Linked DNA regions of Homo sapiens: all the other regions are linked to region 5. The links are chromatin contacts, found by Hi-C or POLR2A ChIA-PET in ENCODE. All regions are on one chromosome and are shown on one strand. Each heading gives the region's core, a stretch centred on a gene start or an enhancer-like site at or near the end of the contact. The rest is flanking DNA. Distances are from core to core; before and after follow the strand shown.

Region 1 (2,795 bases), core at 270-2,769, 240 kb after region 5:
TTATTATGCAATAACAAAGAGCAGTAAAATTTTATAGTGGTTGGACCAACTCCAGTGGCTTTCTGGTTTGTGAAAAGTTCAGTAAAAATTGAATAAATGGCTCACATAATGGGAAGTTTAAGTAATAAAATGGGGGGTAGGGTGGGGAGATGAGGCTTTCCCCCTTCCCTGCCGTGTACATAGTAGAGTTGCTGGTGATTTTTGCCTTAGGTTATAGTACTGTGCTCATTATAGGCATAGACAGATTATCATAATTATAAAAGTGCAAGTTTGGTGTAAAAAATAAAAAAAATACATGATGGTAGAGCCTCCGGGCTTAAAAAAAAAAACTTGGGATATCTTATTAAACGTATTGTTTTCCAACTAGTCTCATCTTTGCTCCCTTGGTGCTTAGAAAGAAAACTCCAAGTAGAATAATGATAACTACCATATGTTGGTTCTTACCATAAAGCTAAGAGCTAAGCAGTCTACATATAGGTGTCTCATTTGGTCTTCCCAACAGCACGATGAAAGACATATGTGAGGAAAGTAATGTACAGAGATGTTAGATGACTTGTTTAAGGTCACAGAGATGGTGAATTGTGGAGCCTGGGTTTGAATCTAGGTTAGTCTGACTCCTGAACTGCATTCTATGCCAGTGTATGAAAGAGTCTTCAGAAAACCACATAGTTTAATGTGAGAAAGTGAAGCTTTAAAAGAGATTCTAGTCCTTTCCAAGCTAAGTTTAATTTAGGGAGGCAGGGAGTGTGTACACTGTGCAGAAAATACAGTTCTTACCTGAGGGTATCACAGTCCCCATTCAGTTGACATTCAGCAGAAGATCAACTCAGTTGTTTGGCTATCTCAGTTCAGCAAGCTCTTCTAAGCCAGAGGTTGGAACATAAAAATGATTGAGACATCTCTCCGCCCTTGTGTCCAGTGGAGGGGCAGGTTACATAAATAGATGTTTGTGAAAATCAAAGTAGAAGCTCAGTCCTAGAGAACTCTGAGGATAGCCTGTGAGCTGCAAGTCTGAGGAAGCCGAAAGGAGAATGGTGAGTAATGGGAGTTTCCCTAGGGGTGACCAGCTTGTCTGGTTTGCCTGGGACTTCCCCAGTTTTAGTACTAAAAGTCCCACATCCTAGGTGATCCCTTAGTCCCTGGCAAACTGAAATGGTTGACCACATAAGTTTCTGCTGGTTTGGAGAATTGCTAATTTCCATTAGGGAACTGGGGGATTCCTAGTCAGTCCTTGTTGAGAAATTAATATTCATGAGCATCACCCTAAAAATGATAACCTAATCTTCTATGAGAAATATTTTGGTTAAGCAAGCTTGATTTGCTACTGTTTTCAATTGGGAGTTCAATAAATTTGCTTTGTTTTCTTGTGTGGTAGGAATCCATGTTGTCATCAGGGATCTTGCAAACTCAAGTGTGAAGACAGAGGCAATCCTGCATGGGTCCCATCAAGATAATGGGCACACAAACTGCTTGTGAGGGAGCAGACTGTTTAATGAATAAGGAATTAGGTTACACAGGCACCATGTTCAAAAGTCAGCTGGCAGAGTTTCAACAACCTCGTCATCACTAGAACAGTCCTGGGTGTGCAATCCTATAATGCCTGGGCAGGGTGACCAGGTTTAATGTACTCTTTTACAGCTCATGGGTATGGGGCTTATCACATGCTTCAGCAAGAGCACCCTTTTATTATTTTGAAACTTATAGTGTCACCTTAACGTTTTATGACAAGCCTTGTCCATCACATCACCACTATAAAAATGTCAATAACTTAGAGAGTTGCTTTTTCAAATATTTTGTCACATAATTAAAATTTTATTCTTCTTTTCACTTTTCCTTTTTTCCTCCCTTGAGAGCCCTTCTTTATTTTTCTTTTTTTCTTTCTTTTTTCTTTTCTTTTTTCTACCTCTCTGTCTTCCTTTCTCTTTTTCTTTCCCTTTCTCCCTCCATCTATCCTCTCCACTTTCTTTTATCCTTTCTTCCTTTTTGAAGGAAGAGGGGATTTTGATTCTCTTCAGATGCAACTCTCCTTCCCTGTCACATGCATCTTCTCAAAAACTTAAGCTAGGAGGGTGACTTGCTGAGACCTTAACTAGAGTTTTGTTTTCATTTCCGTACCAAGAAGTCTCCCTGAGTATCTTGCATCAAAGGAGGTAGATGAAAAGGGAGTTATTGGCCAAAAGAAATGGCATGCATCCTTCTTGCTCTTCTAAAGAATGTACAGGTCTTCGATGTTCTATGGCCTGGGTACATCCTGAGGGGCCCTTAAGTTCTAATATTGGTGATGAGAAATAGCATGATCTCTTTTGTGTTGGAATGAAAGAGAGGAGCTGGATTCTGAGGAGAATTGAAAGTTTTTGTCAATTTTGTTTTTTTGTTGTTATTGAAAAGAGGGGGAGGGGTTGGGGAGAGAAGGGAAAGACGGGCAGAGCTCGGGTAGTGGGACACTTCTAATACTTGAGTCCTATCCCTAAGTTAATTCTGATATCGTCAGTAGTTTCAGAGTTTCTAGGATCACTGACTCCAGAAAAGGGCTGCATCGAAGGTCCTCTTATGAATGCCTAGAGCAACTTGATTAGAAAATCCATCTTTATACCCCTTCTTGGAGACCTATTAGTAGTTCTGGCTGTCCCAACATAACAGCAGAATCCTACTCTGATCTGGGTTTCTGGAAGCCCCCTGTGAACCATCATACCCTGGATGACAAACTCCAGTAGCACTGGGGAGAGAGCACTTAATGACAAGTAGACCCCCGAAGGGCTATAGAAGGAGCTTGTTTATCTTAAATATGGGTGGGA
Region 2 (2,700 bases), core at 4-2,503, 130 kb after region 5:
CTTCTCCCCTGAGCCATTTCCTCTGCCTCCAGCTTGGGCTGTTTTTACTTTCCTCTGCCCACCCTCTCCTGTGAAGTCTTTTTCTTCTTCCTACCACCTTGCAGGCATTGCTTCTTTCTGTTGGTTCTCTGACAATTCTCCATTACTGATGCCAAAGCATTGCTTTCTTTTAACATGTCTTCTCTTCTCAGAAGATAGAGGAGAGGAAGAAGCTGAACAAAGCCAGAATCTTGTTTTGCAGACTTGGCAAAACTCTTAAAGGAGTAGTTTTTCTGTCCTTAAGAGGTAAAAATCTTTCTTAAAGCCTACCAAATATGAGGTTCTGCACTTTATTCTGTTCACCTCTTGCCCATTTAATTCTTCAATTTGAGTTCTGTTGCCTATTCCTTTTTGTATGTCTGTTACTGCACATTTCATTGTAGCTGATTTCACTCAGAAAATAGCCTTCAACTATAGAAATGTAGGTCAGCATCATATATATTTAGGATGTCATTCATATGGAAGATAAAAGACAAGAATCCCTATTGCAAATTTCTTCTTTCCTTAATCCATTCTAGTACATTTCAGCATTGTAGGTTTTGGTACCTTGATTTTTCTTATCTCGTAGGAAAAAAAGTGGGTTCTTTCATATTAATATTCAGGACCATGTATACACGTGACACAATAAACCACCATTAAAGAGATTATTTACCCAAACATAATATTTTCTAAAATTGATCTAATAAGTAAATAGCTATGACCATCAGCATGTGTATTGTAGGAATGAATTTGATGAAGTATTCATAAATTACGGGTTGAGGGATGAATTTTTGAGTAGCTAAGGGGCTCTGCAACTATGCTGGTTGACTGCTTATACACACATATACACACATACAGTTTAATAATTACATGGGGTATAGAAAAAGAGTTGGACAAATAAGTCTCATCCAAGTCTTTTCCCACCAAATTTGTCTCCGAACTAGGAATGCTAAACAGCTCAAAACTAGTGGACGTGAGCTTTATCCAGTTCTCTGCTTCTTCCCACTCTAGTTGGAAGTGCTAATGAACTGACAGCTCGAACAAAAGCCAGCACACAGTAGTCAATCACATTTTTATTGCATAAAAAATGAACCCCCCCCAAATCAGAGCACAAAATGATACAAGATAGAAGGGACTTCAGTGTATCCTGTTCATTTCTATACTGCGTATCTGATCCCTGCATAATCACAGAGTGGCTAAAGATGATTCATCTGAAAGACCTATTTAAGGAAGGAAGTGAAAGTCATAGGCTAAAAAATGGCCCATAATCAGGTGCTGACAGTTGTGTGTTGAAAGGTTCTATGTAAAGCCAAACTTTCCAACCACAAAAAGGGACCTGTTTTGTTCAACATTCTGGAGCAAAGAAATTAAGGGGAAAGCCAAGCTAAGATGAAAGGCCTAGAAATAGTTTTAACTTTCATGCTTGACACAGGAAAATAAAAGAAACCTACTGAGTAGATTAAACAAATAAATGTCCAATCATGCATTTAATTTGAATTCCCATGAAAATCTGTCAAATTTGTAGAAAGACTCCTAAAGTTTATTTTTGATACTAGATAGGCCATCTCCTACGCCAAAAATGGAAACGCCTCATAAAATTGTATACAGGTGACTTGGCGATTCAGTGGCAGACTGTTCAGATTGTTTGTTATTGATGTCCCTTGCTGCTTGCTTGTAAATTCATGTACAGATTCATTCATTCATGCATTTATTCTTTTTTTTTTTTTAAATTCAACACATACTTAGTTACTTATTCATGCTGGGCATTGGGCTAGGCTTTGGAGACACAACAAATATCTCTTCCTCTGTTAAGAGACTTAGTCTAGGCTGGGTGCCGTGGCTCACGCCTGTAATCCCAGCACTTTGGGAGGCCGAGGCGGGTGGATCACCTGAGGTCAGGAGTTCAAGACAGACCAGGCTGGCCAACATGGTGAAACCCCGTCTCTACTAAAAATACAAAAATTAGCTGTGCGTGGTGGTGGGTGCCTGTAATCCTAGCTACTCAGGAGGCTGAAGCAGAAGAATTGCTTGAACCCAGGAGGAAGAGGTTGCAGTGAGCCGAGATCACACCATTGCATGCCAGCCTGGGTGACAAGAATGAAACTCTGTCTCAAAAAAAAGAAAAAAAAAAAAAAAAGAAAGAAAGAAAGAAAAGAAACTTAGTCTAGTTTGTCAGAGAAGAAAATGAACTTTTTTCTTTCTTTTTTTTACTGTACAGTACTGTAAGTGCCATGACAAAAATAAGCCCATTCAAAATGCCAATTCAGACTGGGAAATCAAAGAAGGCTTCTGGGAAGTATTAATTGCTGAGCTGAGATTTGAGAAAGAGTGGGTTTAGCCAGATGAAGGAGAGGCACTAGAACATGGTTGCTAAATGCGTGGATTCTACAGCCAGGCTCTCTGGGCTCAAGTCTTGTTTTTTCCAGTAACTATGCATGACCCCAGGCAAGGTTCCCAACCTCAATTTCTCAGTTCTTCAATTTCAACCTCAATTTCTCAATTCTTCAACCTCAGATTCCTCAATTTCTCTATGAGTGGGGGTAACAATAGTACCTACCACTTACCTATCCCAGGTTTGTAAGGATGAATAAATGCATTGATATTCCCAAAGTACTTGGAAGAGTGTGTCTCACTTAAGTGTTACATAAGTGTGTGATGAATAAATACAGGGGGAGGATGGCG
Region 3 (2,770 bases), core at 158-2,657, 210 kb after region 5:
GCACAGTGGCAGGTGCCTGTAATCCCAGCTACTCGGTAGGCTGAGGCAGGAGAATTGCTTGAACCCAGGTGGCAAGGTTGCAGTGAGCCGAGATCACGCCACTGCACTCCAGCCTGGGTGACAGAGTGAGACTCCGTTTCAAAAAAAAAGAAAAAAAAATTACAAGGAGAAAAATGGAAATTACCCATAATCTCATTACTCAGAAACAACATTCAATATTTCAGCACATTTTTTCTAGTTATACAAGCATACAAAAAATAAATATTTGGGATATTTTCCAAATATGTAATTTTAATTATTCTTTTTCCACTTAACATTTTATATTGAACATTTTCGTATGTTATTTTTCTTAAAAACAAACAGTTTTAATGGTTATATACTATTTCTATAATATGAATAGACCATAATTCATGCAATCACCTTCTCATTTTTATATGTAGATGGTTTTTAACTTACTGCTCTTATAATAATGCTATAATGAACATTTCCAGAAATGATTCTTATCTGCATTTCTTACTATTACCTTGGCATTTTCTCCTAAACAAGAATTACTGAAACAATCTGAATTTTTAAAGGTTCTTAATATGTATTATAAACTACTTTTCAGAAAATTAAAAAAAATCAATAACAGGACTGAATGAGTCCATTTTTCTTAATACTATTTTTAATAGTTATTGTCATTGAAAACAATCTTTGCTAATTGAAATTCTTGGTGTTCATAACTTGCTTTTCATTAAACATTAGTGAAGTTGAAGAGTTTCCTTACTTGAGTCAATTATATGTCTTATACTGTAAATTGTCTTATAGTCTTTTTCCATCTTTTCCTATTAGATGGTTAAAGCTTTTATGTGTTAATTATATATATATATAAAATTTTTTTTTCAGAGTCTCACTCTGTTGCCCAGGCTGGAGTGCAGTGGTCTGATCTTGGCTCACTGCAACCTCCGCCTCCAGGGTTCAAGTGATTCTCCTGCCTCAGCCTCCTGAGTAGTTGGGATTACAGGTGCCTGCCACCATGCCTGGCTAATTTTTGTATTTTAAGTAGAGACAGGGTTTCACCATGTTGGCCAGGCTGGTCTCGAACTCCTGACCTCAGGTGATCCACCCACCTCAACCTCCCAAAGTGCTGGGATTACAGGCGTGAGCCACCATGCCTGGTCTGTATCGTCCTTTAATGTGATATGGTTGGCAAATATTTTCTAGTTGGCTAGTAGATTTTTAATTTATTTGTGATGATGACAATATTTAATGGTATTAGGAATATTATGTTATTATACTATAGTCCACTATACATAAAGACTTATCTATGGTAAAAAGAGGTGGAAAATCCAGATAGTACAGATCTTTAGTACATTTTAAATTTGTTTACGTGATTCACATGGCTTGACTTTTGACAAACATATGCCTCCTAGAGCTAAAAGAGTCCTCATAGATTGTTTCACTTCCTCTTTCCTGGTAAGCAGGTCACCATGAAGTAAGAGCATGTCTTATCTTTGCATGTCAAGCATTATTTTGTGTTTCACTTTTATAGGAGAAGAAAAAGAGACATTATGTCATTCTTCTGATTGTGAATTTAATTAAAATCCTGATTCCTGGATGGTATCGTGGGCCTATTGAATGAGAATCTCTGGAGCTAGAACTGGAAATCTGCATTTTAACAAATAAGTCTGGTGATTTTTAGCATTCTAACATTGGAGAACTACTGGTGCTGGAGAGTTCAGATGACCAATGGTGAATTTTATCTCACATTACTAGCTTCTTCAGTTTTCTTCCCCTCAGTGCTCAGGTACTCAATTTGCATAATATTAGATTGTACTCTTTATATATTGGTTCAGAAAGGTTTTTAAGTGTGTGCTGTGAATCTGAAGCTAGATGGAAACTCACTCAAAGCAGGAATTGTAATACCCGGTTTTTGTTTTTTTAATCTCCTTAGACAACTTTGCATAGTGCAACAAAGTTATTGACTCATAGAGATTCAAAGTACCAAAGAAAATGAGATACTTAATATTTTAAAAATATAAGCCTATTTTCTGTATGAGAAAATGGAGGTAGAGTTTTAAAGTCTTTCAAAGTTTGTCAGGTTTCATGGTTTTTGATTTATTATTTTTTGAGGTTTTGGATGATGAACCTTGACTGATACTACTCCAGTGATATTTTTAAAAGTATTTTTATAAGATGTTTTAGAGGTGTCTCTTTTGTAGGAAAGAGACATGAGATAGTAAATTAGAATTTTTATTTAATTTAATCCAAGAATTTGAGACAGTACCTCTTCACAGAGAATCAAAAAATAGCTTGATTTAATCTGCAGTGTACCTATCTCTGTGCTTAAAACTGTGGATCTATTTCAATGGAATGGAACACGATCCTTATCCTTGAAGAACTTAACTGTATTTTACTTGCACTTAATTTTTGGCATTGTTTTACATGTTACTTCATATAATTTTACACTCTATAATTATATTTCTGGAACATTTGCATTGCTCTCATCTGCTTTAATAATGCTATTGCTGATTTATATTCATATATAATATCATGTTCTTTTCAAAGCCTATTTATGTATATGGTTCTAGGAGAGCCTCAAGAACTTAGTATAATATTAATAGAATTTTTTGAGTGTTTGATTCATGTGTGACTCTGAGCTTCACATGAATCCCATCACCGAATTATCACAACAATTCTATAAAGTAGGCTGTGTTATTATCATCTCCTATTTACCAGGTGTGAAAACAGAGCTGAACAAAGTTATTTTAAGAGCTGCAGTCTGACTCAA
Region 4 (2,700 bases), core at 13-2,512, 180 kb before region 5:
AGAGAGGCACTAAGTGCTGTACTAAGAACCTGAATGAGTGCATTTGAGTCCTGGGTCTGCTACATGTGTGACCTAGGAAAAGTCACTTAAATCATTTAACTGTCTCCTCATCTTTAACATATAGATGGTTAAAAAGTACACAGCACTTGGAATAATAAACGGGCAGATTGTTAATGTTGAAGGTGTGAGCTGCTGTTCTTACAACACAATGTCAGCCCTTGAAGCTCTTACAGTAGATGGAAAGATGGAGATGAGTAGGATCTAATTATTGGCCAAGTGCAAAGGAGCTAAAAAGGCCACCCACGCTGCTACTTACTTCAGCAATACCCAAGGAAACAAGGGCAAAAAAAGAGCTCTAGAGGCTCTTCTTGGTCTAGCCCTGCTTTTGAGTTTGGGGCCAAAGCTCTAATTCACTCTAATTCAGGGGTGTTAGCAAGGTTCTTGTCTGGCATTCTAGCTCTGAACAGTTGATACCAGCTTCCTGAACCATGTGTTAAGAGAGATCTCAGACTGCATGTAGAGAACGTATGCCTTGAGAGATAAGTGATGTCTGCCATTGATTGAGGGTGGAGAGGAGGAGCCAAGTGGTTCTAGAACAGTGTCCTTTTGCCTAGAATGTCCCTACAGCAGGAGCAGCTGGGCAAGACTCAGAAGTCCTGATTATAATCACAGATTAAGGTGACCAACTATCCCAGTTTGCCTAGGACTGTTCCAGTTTTAGAACTGAAATTCCTGCAACCCAGAAAACCTCTCAATCTTGGGCACATCCCAATCAGCTTTGCAGGCTTTCTCTATCTGACAATACCAAAAAAAAACAACAACTATGAGCTCTGACTAGAAGAGATTACTCTTTTTGTCTTGGCCAATTTCAGCCTGTGAAAATGCATCTTATTCTGGCCTGTATGTGCCAGCCATATGCCCTCAAATGTTCCCCCACTTCACAATAGCTGACCTCCATACCTCTCTCCTTTCTCAGCTATTTTTCCTGCTGTATCCACTGACGCCTTAGTAGGAAACAGATGGCACCATCAAAGGGTTTAGCTGAAGAGAATTTCATACAGGGATTATTTACAGAGGCGTGGGCAGGGTTAATGGAACCAACAAGAGCTGGGGAGACAGTCAGGGATTAGCTCTTACCACAGGAGGTCTGCAGGGACAAAGGGAGGGGATGCTGTTACCAGCCTGGTAAGAGCTGAAACTGTGCAGGAGAGGTCACTGGGCCTGGGAGCTGGAGCCTCTGTCTCATCTGCGGTGTGGCAGAGAGGAAAGAGGAGGAGGGCATAAAAATCCCTGGCCCGGCTCTCCTCCTGCCCTCTGGCCTCTTGCCAGTAGTTTCTTGCCAGAGTGCAAGGAAAAGCAAATGAAACAACAGGTCTAGTAGAGGGCAGCCTCCCAGGCCGCAGAGCGTGACAGGAAAAGGCAGAGAACAGATCTAAGAATAACCATCCCAGGCCACCCTATTGTCACTCAGCTTCCATTCTAACACTTTACTTAGCCAAAGAAACTCAGGTCCTCAACACAGGGAAAACATAGTCTCATCAGCTACTGTATCACTGAGTGATGATGTATTTCAGTCATATTACTTCCTGGACCCTAAACTGTAACTTTAGTCACCACCAGGATGCAAGGCAGCAAAGAAAGGTAAAAAAATAAATAACTATCATACTACAGCTCCACATCTAAGCATTTCTAATCTAATAATCCTGACTTCCTCCTCCCAGCACTCGTTCCATAATTCTTTACCCTCACCTAGCATCTTGACAGTTAAGGTGTCTTACTTGATGGGGTGAGCCAAACCTTCCTTGCCACAGGATCCGGGTGGTTCCATCTTTGTTGAGTTGCTGCCGTTTCTCATTGGCCATTACTACTGGACATGGGAGTGCAATGAATCCCATGGGCTCTAGATACAGTGTTGTTTCCATGTGATAGCAAAAATCCCAATTTCTCCTTGATAATCAAAATTAATCATACCAGTCCATACAAACAGCCAATGCTCTGCCTTTGATCAGTGTTGTGAACAACCTGAAATGTTGAAGGGGCATTCTCAGTGTTTCCTAGTAGAAATATATCTCCCCCTTGGGCACAAGAACCTCACGCCCATTAGATGCAATGTTTTAGGGACAAGAAGACAGTATTATTGAAGTGGGTTATTACTCATCCTGAGTTCCCAGAGCCATGTATTCAACACCATGTATCAACCACTGATCTGACCACTTATAGGACAGCACCCCAACTTCACAAGATGTTGTCTCCCAGCAGGCTCCATAAATGAGCCTTCGATAGGACATTTCATCATTCCATCAATCTAGCTGCTTCCAGGTAAGAACAATGAATTCTACGATGTGAGCGTAATACCACAGCTGTTTCACTGTAAATGAGTTCCTTGATCAGTGACAATGCTGTGTGTGACACCATGGGGATGAATAAGGCAGCCTATCAACCACATATGGTAGTGCTGGCGGAAGCAACATGCACAGGAAAGGGAAGTTACTCTCCAGTATATGTAATTATTCCCATGAAGACAAATTCCTGCCCCTTCCATAATGTAGTGGTCTGATATTATCAACCTGGGTGGCTGATACTTCCAAGAAATAGTGCCAAATAAGGGTTCAGTGTTGCCTTCCGTTTTAGAAATCTGGGCACTCAGCAGTGACAGTGGCAGATCAGCTGTGATGTGAGGAAGTCCATGTTTATTTATTT
Region 5 (2,700 bases), core at 132-2,631:
GGTTGGTAAGAAGCCTATCTCATATGATAGGAGACAGCAGTACAAGGCCTTGCTGAGCTCTTCCAGAAACTCCCACATAGACCCACTAAAAAGTCAGTGTTTGGTTGCCTGCCACATTAAAAGTATTGACAGGCCGGGCGCGGTGGCTCACGCCTGTAATCCCAGCACTTTGGGAGGCCGAGGCGGGCGGATCACGAGGTCAGGAGATCGAGACCATCCCGGCTAAAACGGTGAAACCCCGTCTCTACTAAAAATACAAAAAATTAGCCGGGCGTAGTGGCGGGCGCCTGTAGTCCCAGCTACTTGGGAGGCTGAGGCAGGAGAATGGCGTGAACCCGGGAGGCGGAGCTTGCAGTGAGCCGAGATCCCGCCACTGCACTCCAGCCTGGGCGACAGAGCGAGACTCCGTCTCAAAAAAAAAAAAAAAGTATTGACAGCCAGAGGGGATTTCGATAGAGTCTAGCCAAGCAAAGGGACTGCCCTTGTCTTCTCCACCCTCCGTGCCCTCAACACTGGAAGAGCCACAGCTTCCAGAAGGGAAAGGGGAGGGGAGTAAAATGCAGATACTGAGTGAGCACTCTCCAATCCTCAATACACACAGACAGTGATGGGGGAGAGAACCTTTTACTCAGATAGAGATTTAAGATTTTAACAGTAGTAGATTAAAATTTCATTGATAGGCAGTAGAAGGCTTTGCTGGCCTCATCTAAAAACTCCCAGAAGAGTTCAAAGGTCCCAGAAAGTTAAAGGCTCTGCTTCAGATGTTGTTGAGGAACAGGTGTGGAGTATTCATTGGCTCATGGTTGAAATCAGTTGTTCAAGAAAAATACCTCATTGAGCTGAGCTTGAGGCCCTAACCAAATAGGTAGGCAAATGAAATCAGAGTAGGAATAAACACGAGTGAATTGGAAGACATGAAGCAGTTACAGATCACAGATACACGAAACACAGCTTAGGTAGCTTTCCAGAAAGAGGGCTGATGTGACAGGTAAGGACGTACTTGAGGTAGAGACAGGGCGGGAGAATCAATTTTAAAATTTTATATATAAAACTGCTGAATGATTAACACCATGAAAACCTGGCAATGAGCTATGTCTGGTCAGATGCACCTTCCTATTTCTACTCTCAAGACCTACAAATGCTGATTTCTTCATGACATTTCTTTATGGTAATGATGGAGAAATTTCTGGAGACAACTTGTCACAGAATTAAGTTGTCCAACTTACTCTCCCCATCGGGCTATTGTGAATTTCCTGGTTCCCGACCACCTGCCGGGTTCTGACCATTTACTTCCTTTCCTCTTTTGGAGCCGGTATCCTCCAGGTCCACATTGTTTGCCCTGAACTCCAATAACTACCTTCTTATTCTTCTTGCTTGCCCAATTGCTGGCCCAATGATTAGACTTACTTCTCATATCTATTTATACTCACTTCTGCTTACTTGTTGCTTAGTTTCTGACCTCACTGGCTCGTCTTGAACTTTGTTTATGCCTGTTTCTGAAAAAAGAAAAAGTCCTGATGACTGATTCCCTTACCTTGTCAAAATTCTCAACTCTGCTGAATTTCTGGCTTTTCCAGTTCCAAATTCTAGCCAATTTGTAATGCTTGGCTATCCTTTATCACAATCACAGCATTAAGAGTTGACTGTATTTTTCTATTATCGGTTTCATTTCTTATTTTATTCAACTAATTTGTTTTTTAAAAAGTACACATTTCTCAAATGCCTTCTTTCAATGTAAGCTATAGAAAGTCACTCTACTGTCAAACACAAAGTTTACCAAGCAAAATTGCTTTTCCCAATACAGTCTTGTTTATAGGACTTCAAGAACACTTCTACCTAAATAATCTATCACAAAGAATGAAGATTTAATCATTTTGATTTGGTCATAATAAGTTCTCTTTGGGCTGTTACTGATATAAATACATAACTTCTGTATTTGTGTTAACGTTTTGGAGGGTGGCCCTAGTCTAACTAAAAATCATGTTTTTAGTTCTTTGATTTTCTTACATATATATATATTTTTTTAAGACGCAATCGGGGCTCACTGCAACCTCCATCTCCCAGGTTCAAGTGATTCTCCTGCCTCAGCCTCTCGAGTAGCTTGGACTACAGGTGCACACCACCTTGCCCAGCTAATTTTTGTAGTTTTAGTAGGGACGGGGTTTCACCATATTGGCCAGGATGGTCTCCATCTCTTGACCTCATGATCCACCTGCCTTGGCCTCCCAAAGTGCTGGGATTACAGGCGTGAGCCACCATGCCCAACCTATATATTGTTTTAATGCTTGCTTTGCATACATGTTTACATTTAAATTTTGCATCACTTTCCAACAGTGATATAAATTCTCATTATCCTTAATCATTCCTTTTTGTGTCTCTAAAAATGAAGTGTTGGGCACTTAATATCCTCGTATTTTTCTTAGTTCTGTGTCTTAGACATTTCTTCCAGATTTTTAGAACCTTTTCCATTACTATTATAAATAGAAAAATACTAAGATGCCTCCCTCATTTAACTCTTTTGTTTTTAATCTCCAAGAATTCAAATGGTAAAACTAGGTATATTATATAAATGTGTATATATTCTTTGTTTTTTTTCGCATTGGACATTTATCGTTAAGTTTTTAAATATTAGGTATAGATAATTATCTGTATGTATGTATGTGTGTTTTTTTTATAATTCAAACAATACAGATATATATA

The links. A loop is a pair of places that touch in the nucleus more often than their neighbours do. ChIA-PET counts read pairs that join two places held with the same protein, here RNA polymerase II (POLR2A). Pooled maps may share reads with other maps.
Region 1: a loop to region 5 is called in a pooled map, with 2.7 times the contacts of the local background. The contact joins two enhancer-like sites. A Hi-C loop is called at or near these places in 3 of 168 maps with a recorded cell type or tissue (aorta, breast epithelium and cardiac septum) and 4 of 50 pooled maps. POLR2A ChIA-PET finds 5 or more read pairs at or near these places in 6 of 52 experiments (A549, B cell, GM12878 and 3 more).
Region 2: a loop to region 5 is called in a pooled map, with 4 times the contacts of the local background. The contact joins two enhancer-like sites. A Hi-C loop is called at or near these places in 4 of 168 maps with a recorded cell type or tissue (CD14-positive monocyte, CD4-positive, alpha-beta T cell, GM13976 and 1 more), 1 of 37 single-sample maps with no recorded cell type and 7 of 50 pooled maps. POLR2A ChIA-PET finds 5 or more read pairs at or near these places in 3 of 52 experiments (CD4-positive, alpha-beta T cell, GM12878 and activated B cell).
Region 3: a loop to region 5 is called in a map of GM11168, with 2.2 times the contacts of the local background. The contact joins two enhancer-like sites. A Hi-C loop is called at or near these places in 1 of 168 maps with a recorded cell type or tissue (GM11168), 1 of 37 single-sample maps with no recorded cell type and 3 of 50 pooled maps. POLR2A ChIA-PET finds 5 or more read pairs at or near these places in 3 of 52 experiments (MCF 10A, OCI-LY7 and T-cell).
Region 4: a map of right cardiac atrium shows a loop between it and region 5 (2.4-fold over the local background). The contact joins two enhancer-like sites. A Hi-C loop is called at or near these places in 6 of 168 maps with a recorded cell type or tissue (adrenal gland, aorta, heart left ventricle and 3 more) and 7 of 50 pooled maps. POLR2A ChIA-PET finds 5 or more read pairs at or near these places in 2 of 52 experiments (OCI-LY7 and activated B cell).

What each region holds. Positions count from the first base shown.
Region 1 is chr12:89,959,297-89,962,091 of GRCh38, forward strand. All of the region lies in intron 6 of LOC105369890 (a long non-coding RNA gene), which reads left to right. Among named protein-coding and RNA genes, the nearest start is that of LINC02399, 13 kb to the left of the region's middle. RefSeq lists an enhancer at 935-1,164. Within about 2 kb of position 1,520, at least 5 of the 41 ENCODE cell types and tissues checked have a DNase peak (open chromatin) inside an H3K27ac peak, as active enhancers do; they include GM12878, where a contact is called at or near this core.
Region 2 is chr12:89,855,363-89,858,062 of GRCh38, forward strand. No RefSeq gene overlaps it. Among named protein-coding and RNA genes, the nearest start is that of LINC02399, 91 kb to the right of the region's middle. RefSeq lists an enhancer at 2,693-2,700. Within about 2 kb of position 1,254, at least 4 of the 41 ENCODE cell types and tissues checked have a DNase peak (open chromatin) inside an H3K27ac peak, as active enhancers do; they include CD14-positive monocyte and GM12878, where a contact is called at or near this core.
Region 3 is chr12:89,925,869-89,928,638 of GRCh38, forward strand. LOC105369890 (a long non-coding RNA gene) reads left to right here. Exons shown (of 13, transcript XR_001749246.2): 3 at 1,532-1,786. Among named protein-coding and RNA genes, the nearest start is that of LINC02399, 20 kb to the right of the region's middle. Within about 2 kb of position 1,408, at least 5 of the 41 ENCODE cell types and tissues checked have a DNase peak (open chromatin) inside an H3K27ac peak, as active enhancers do.
Region 4 is chr12:89,543,701-89,546,400 of GRCh38, forward strand. No RefSeq gene overlaps it. Among named protein-coding and RNA genes, the nearest start is that of POC1B-GALNT4, 19 kb to the left of the region's middle. RefSeq lists a silencer at 1,415-1,484. Within about 2 kb of position 1,263, at least 7 of the 41 ENCODE cell types and tissues checked have a DNase peak (open chromatin) inside an H3K27ac peak, as active enhancers do.
Region 5 is chr12:89,720,375-89,723,074 of GRCh38, forward strand. All of the region lies in intron 2 of LOC107984543 (a long non-coding RNA gene), which reads left to right. Among named protein-coding and RNA genes, the nearest start is that of ATP2B1-AS1, 13 kb to the left of the region's middle. Within about 2 kb of position 1,382, at least 3 of the 41 ENCODE cell types and tissues checked have a DNase peak (open chromatin) inside an H3K27ac peak, as active enhancers do; they include CD14-positive monocyte and GM12878, where a contact is called at or near this core.